Regions from separate parts of the Homo sapiens genome. Here region 1 is linked to region 2. A link is an interaction called in ENCODE POLR2A ChIA-PET data of the cell type or tissue named here. Cell type or tissue: Panc1. All regions are shown on one strand. Each heading gives the region's core, and the rest is flanking DNA. Links, peaks and the distances in the headings are about the cores only.

Region 1 (3,332 bases), core at 497-2,996, 350 kb before region 2:
AATCCGTAGGCAGGGCACGGTGGCTCACTCCTGTAATCCTAGCACTTTGGGAGGCTGAGGCGGGCAGATCACAGGGCAGATCACGTGAGGTCAGGAGTTCGAGACCAGCCCAGCCAACATGGCGAAACCCCGTCTCTACTAAAAATACAAAAATTAGCTGGGCATGGTGGTGGGTGCCTATAATCTTAGTTACTTGGGAGACTGAGGCAGGAGAATCGCTTGAACCCAGGAGGTGGAGGTTGCGGTGAGCCGAGATCCTGCCACTGTACTCCAGCCTGGGCGATAGAGCGAGATTCAGTCCCCACCCGCCGCTGCCAAAAAAAAAATCTGTGCTTTGTGATTCAACAAATTCTTGAAAAGCATTTTCTGCATCCTGCTGGTTGTGGAAGTGTTTTCCCTGCAAAAAGTCATTGAGATACTTGAAGAAGTGGCAGTCTGTTGGCGAGAGGTCAGGTGAATATGGTGGATGAAGCAAAACTTTGTAACCCAATTCCTTCAACTTTTGAAGCGTTGGTCGAGTGAAGTTCATTTGGCTATTGTCATGGAGAAGAATTGGGCCTTTCCTATTGACCAGTGCCGGCTGCAGGTGTTGCAGTTTTCGGTGCATCTCATCCATTTGCTGAGCATACTTCTCAGATGTAATGGGTTTGCTGGGATTCAGAAAGCTGTAGTGGATCAGACAAGCAGCAGATCACCACACAATGACCATGACCTTTTTTTGGTGCAAGTTTGGTTTTGGGAAGTGCTTTGGAGCTTCTCTCAGTCCAACCACTCAGCTCATCGTTGTCGGTTGTGGTATAAAATCCACTTTTCGTTGCATGTCAACATCCGATGGAGAAATAGTTTGTTGTTATTTTGCAGAGTAAGAGAAGACAACACTTCAAAATGACGTTTTTTTTATTTTTGCTCAGCTCATGAGGCACCCACTTATCAAGGCTTTTTAGCTTTCCAATATGCTTCAAATGCTGAATGACCATAGAATCGTCGATGTTGTTCTTCGACAACTTTTTGTGTAGTTGTAAGAGGATCAGCTTCGATGATTGCTCTCAACTGGTCATTGTCAACTTCCAGTGGCCAGCCACTATGCTTCTTATCTTCAAGGCTCTCATCTCCTTTGCAAAACTTCTTGAAACCACCACTGCACTGTATGTTCATAAGCAGTCCCTGGGCCAAATGTGTTGTTGATATTGTGAGTTGTCTCCACTGCTTTATGACCCATTTTTAACTTGAATATCACTCGAATCTGCTTTTTGTCTAACATCATTTCCATTGTCTAAAATAAATATAAAATAAAAAGCAAGTAATAAGTCATTAGCAAGAAAACATAAAGTGAGAAATATGCATTAAAATGATGTATAACATAACCACATTTATGTAAGAATGTGTATTCCAATATCAGACAGCAAATTTCAACAATGCAAAAACCATGATTACACTTGTACCAGTTGAATACATCCTTCCAATGGCAAAATTTGTATTTATTTATATTTATAATAGTTAATCTATTTATTTACTTATTGAACAAATGGGATCGTTTGTAGAATAGTTAATATAGACTTTTTTTTTTCTTTTTTTTTTTGCTCAACAATGTGTCATCTATACCAGTGCTACTCAAGCATAGTTCATAGACCAGTGCTGGTCAGCAATGCATTTGTTACCAGTCTCTGGGGAGATAAGGGAGGAGATAAGGTAAATCATAACATTTCTTTTTTTTTTTTTTGAGACAGGCTCTCACTCTGTCACCCAGGCTAGAGTGCAGTGGCACGCTCATGGCTCACTGCAGCCTCAATCTCCTGGACTCAACTGATCCTCCCACCTCAGCCTTCTGAGTAGCTGGGACTACAGGCGTTCATCACTATTCCCAGCTAATTTTTTTATTTCGCCGTGTTGCCCACGGTGGTCTCGAACTCCTGGACTTAAGTGATCCTCTTACCTTGGCCTTCCAAAGTTCTGGGATTACAAGTGTGAGCCACCACTCCTGGCCTTGGCACTGCTTTCTTTATTCAGAAAATCTTGCTACGAAACTAAACAGTGGTTAGTGATGTGAAGCTTTAGATTCTGGCCTAAGCCTCTTATCTCATTGTGGATCTGAAATGAACAGTTTGCTGACCTTCATCTGAGTAGTGCTGGTCTGCACCATGCCATATAAACATATAAAGAGCTGTGTTATCTCTTTAGGAGTTATTGATATTACTTGTTTTTCTTTTTGATTTAGAAACAAGATTGTCTTTCAAATGGAATAGTGGTGGCATTTACCAATAGCCACCTCTGTACTTTTATCTGCATCAGTTTCAGTGATTGAACTTCATTTAAAGAGTCAACACAGTATAGAGGTTGAGACCTTGGATAAAGCCAATTCAAATTATGGCTACTCTGGAACCTCAATTTTTTAATCTGAAAAATTGATATGATGAATCAATCTTATAAGATGAATCTATCTTATAAGATTATTATGAGGATTAATGATTAAATGAGATCATACCTTCAAAGAGCTTAACACGTTTTTTTGTCATGTAGTAAGGGCTCAATAACAATGAGTTGCTATCATAATATTATTTACTACTACCAGAAGCTATGGTCTTAATTAGTGACATTTAAAAAAAAATAATTTAAAACTCACTCATTTCCAAATAAGTTGAAATTACTTAACAGATTAAAATCTTGCAAAGCAAACACTAAAAAAAATGTGGATGTTAATGGTGCTTTAGAAAAGCAGGGAGATATTTATCACCAGAAGCTATGCTTTGCCCAATGTTAAAAAGTATTGTGTTGTTAGACTTCCTATAACATTTGGCTACAAAGAGACATTTTGTTACAATTTCTTACATCATCATTAAGAGAATCTCAAGGGCTGATAAATTCTATTTCCATATATATATATATATATATATTTTTTTTTTTTTTTTTTTTTTGTTTTTTTTTTTTTGTTTTTTGAGATAGAGTTTCACTCTGTTGCTCAGGCTGGAGTGCACTGGCACGATCTCGGCTCACTGCAACCTCCGCCTCCTGGGTTCAAGCCATTCTCCTGCCTCAGCCTCCCAAGCAGCTGGGATTACAGGTGTGCACCACCACACCCAGCTAATTTTTTGTATTTTTAGTAGAGATGGGGTCTCACCAGGTTGGCCAGCCTGGTGTCAAACTCCTGACTTCAGGTGATCCGCCCGCCTCAGCCTCCCAAAGTGTTGGGCTTACAGGCGTGAGCCACCGCGCCTGGCTGTCTATATATTTTTACAGGGTTTTGTTATGTTGCCTAGGCTAGAGTGCAGTGGCATAATCTCAGCTCACTGCAGTCTTGACTTTCTGGGCTCAGGTGATCCTCCCACCTCAGCCTC
Region 2 (2,500 bases), core at 1-2,500:
CTGCACTCCAGCCTGGGCAACAGAGCAAGACTCCATCAAAAGAAAAGAAAAGAAGAAAAGAAAAGAAAAGAAAGAAGGAAGGAAGGAAGAAAAGGAAAGGAAAGAAAAGAAAAGAAAGGAAAGGAAACCAAAGGAAAGAAAAGAAAAGAAGAAAGGAAGGAAGGAAGGAAGAAAGAAAGAGAAAGAAAGAAAGTTAGTTTATGAATTTGTGTTGGGCCGCATTCAAAGCCATCCTGGACTGCATGTGGCCCGCAGGCCACAGGTTGGACAAGCTTGTTCCAAACAGATTGAGTAGCTGGCACATCATTTCTCCAACTAATACAATTAAAGTCCATATGGGTACAGGTGGACCAGATGTGACACCAATATCTCATACGGAACTGTTCCCTACAGGGTTTGCCTTCCTCCCATGCCCATATTCAGTTTAGCTCTGCTGATTTTGTACAGTGAAGGGTACAACATAAATAGACCTCTGTGCCCACATCTAGGATAAAACCTCTCGGCTTAGGAGGGTAATAAGAGTATCATATAAAACCTAAAAGCTGTGGAGGTCTGAAAGACTTGGTTTCAAACCCCAGCTCCCACAATTACAGGCTATGTTGATGTGCAAACTACTGAACCACTTTGAGCTTTAGCTGTCATTTTTAACATAAAACTGGTGATAGAGCTAAAAAAAACAAATGAAATAACATTTGGTGTGTAATGTGCCTGGAACAAAGAATATATTCTATAATACTAATTCCTTTCCCTTCTATTTATAACTGATACATTTTTTAAAACTCCTAATAATAATACATAATTGAGCTTCTGAAACTGTGGTGAATTGGGAGCTTCAAATACTACAAAAAGAATAGCTATCTAGTACTATTAAACGGGGTGGCCTTGGTGAAAATTTTAACTTCACATTGAAAAAGGGATATCATCTGTCTCTAGGACTTATGGGAGAAAAAAAAAAAAGGATACCTAACTTCATCAGATTACCCCTATCTGGGGGAACGGAAACACTACATAAATACAAAGAATACCTTTAAAAGCTTATCGGTAAACGCTAATCACCAGCATGTGAAACCAAGTAAAGTGAAACTACTCTAAGGAAGAGATAGACCATCAACACATTTCTTTCAAACAGTTCTCTTTTCTCAAAGCTCTCAGGAACCCAATCCTATCTGTTCACTATCTTGGTTTGGAATATCCAGCGGGGACTGACCTTTCTTCATGCTGGAAAACAAGGAATCAGAAACATCCAACTTCTTTCTCTTTTCAATATTTTTAATTTAAAAAATATGATTACTTTGAATGATTTTTAGAAGGCTCTAGTTATAAATGCTCATAATTTCTCAAGATTTCAAGTTCATCTCATGTCATGAAATTTTAAGTGTATTGAAGGAACGTGTAAAACATCTTGGGCATTTTATTCTCCAACTTCTTGCTAATAATACTTTTTAAACATCAGTTCTCAAGTTAAGTCATTTTCTACTATGCTAAATTTCAGCAACCCAAGGTTGAGGAAACTCTCCAGTAATGAAACAAAGGGAAGAAAAGTATGACCTTCTAAAATTCTCCACAGGCATTGAGTCAGCATATTTTAATCACTGATCCTTCCCCAAACAGGTATTATTCTCTCTTAAAGGAAAGAGAAGGAACCAAGATAAGGGCCCTACTCGAAGTTTTTCAGTAACAGGGTCAAGACAGGAAAAGAAAGCTCCCTGTCAAGGTCTATCCTTTGTCTAAAGGCCCTGCTTGCTTCTTTAATCAGGATTCACTGCTAAGGCCTCAAATAAATACCATCCATAAGAGAGGTAAAAAAAGACTCCCTTTTTACTTGAAATTTGCTAAGAGAGTAGATCTTAAGTATTCTCACAATATACACATGAAAGAAAGAAGGAAGGAAGGAAGATAACTATGTAAGGTGATGGATATACTAAGTAGCTTGATTGTGGTGATTATTTCACAATTTACATATACATCAAAACATCAAGTTGTACATCTTAAATATATATAGTTTTATTTGTCAATTATATCTCAGTAAGGCTAAAAAAACTTTTCAGAATTGTTTTAAATTTTTTAAACGCACGCATAAACTTTTTGTTTTGCTTTCTAAAGAAAACTATATAAATGTTCTAATGAGCAAAGTAGTTGGAGAACATGGGAATGTTTTAAATGGCAACACGAAAGTTTTCTCCTGAAGTTTTTAAGAAAATAGTAAACCGGGTAATTGTGTAGTCGTATTGTAAGCACACTGATATCATATACACTCCAGTACCCAAAAAAATGTGCAAAGATAAAATTTAAATTCTGGAACTTATGTTTACTGTACGTGTAAATAAGTTATGAAGCATTAAATATACCATTTTCAGAATATTTACTCAGAAATGAGGAGCCCACCTAGGAACGTAACAGTGCCTGGGCATGTTTCACAGCACCAAATGTTGTATAGGTCAGTTTCAAGGCATAGTCCTCATGCTCACCCATGCCAGCTGGGGTTCAAGCAGAACTAATC

The links. ChIA-PET counts read pairs that join two places held together with the same protein. Peaks named below come from ENCODE experiments on the same cell type or tissue, not always from the same donor. Only the 100,000 strongest peaks of a DNase experiment are listed, where the experiment ranks them.
Region 1: POLR2A ChIA-PET joins it to region 2 with 8 read pairs; 4 of 35 experiments call an interaction of 5 or more read pairs at or near these places.

Annotation. Positions count from the first base shown.
Region 1 is chr12:63,865,167-63,868,498 of GRCh38, forward strand. The region is part of intron 1 of SRGAP1 (SLIT-ROBO Rho GTPase activating protein 1); the gene reads left to right. Among named protein-coding and RNA genes, the nearest start is that of SRGAP1, 22 kb to the left of the region's middle. In Panc1, for the core only: no CTCF peak of the experiment used is centred there; no DNase peak of the experiment used is centred there; H3K27ac peaks cover 2,009 bases.
Region 2 is chr12:64,217,762-64,220,261 of GRCh38, forward strand. All of the region lies in intron 1 of KICS2 (KICSTOR subunit 2), which reads right to left. Among named protein-coding and RNA genes, the nearest start is that of KICS2, 3.3 kb to the right of the region's middle. In Panc1, for the core only: no CTCF peak of the experiment used is centred there; no DNase peak of the experiment used is centred there; H3K4me3 peaks cover 925 bases; H3K27ac peaks cover 2,344 bases.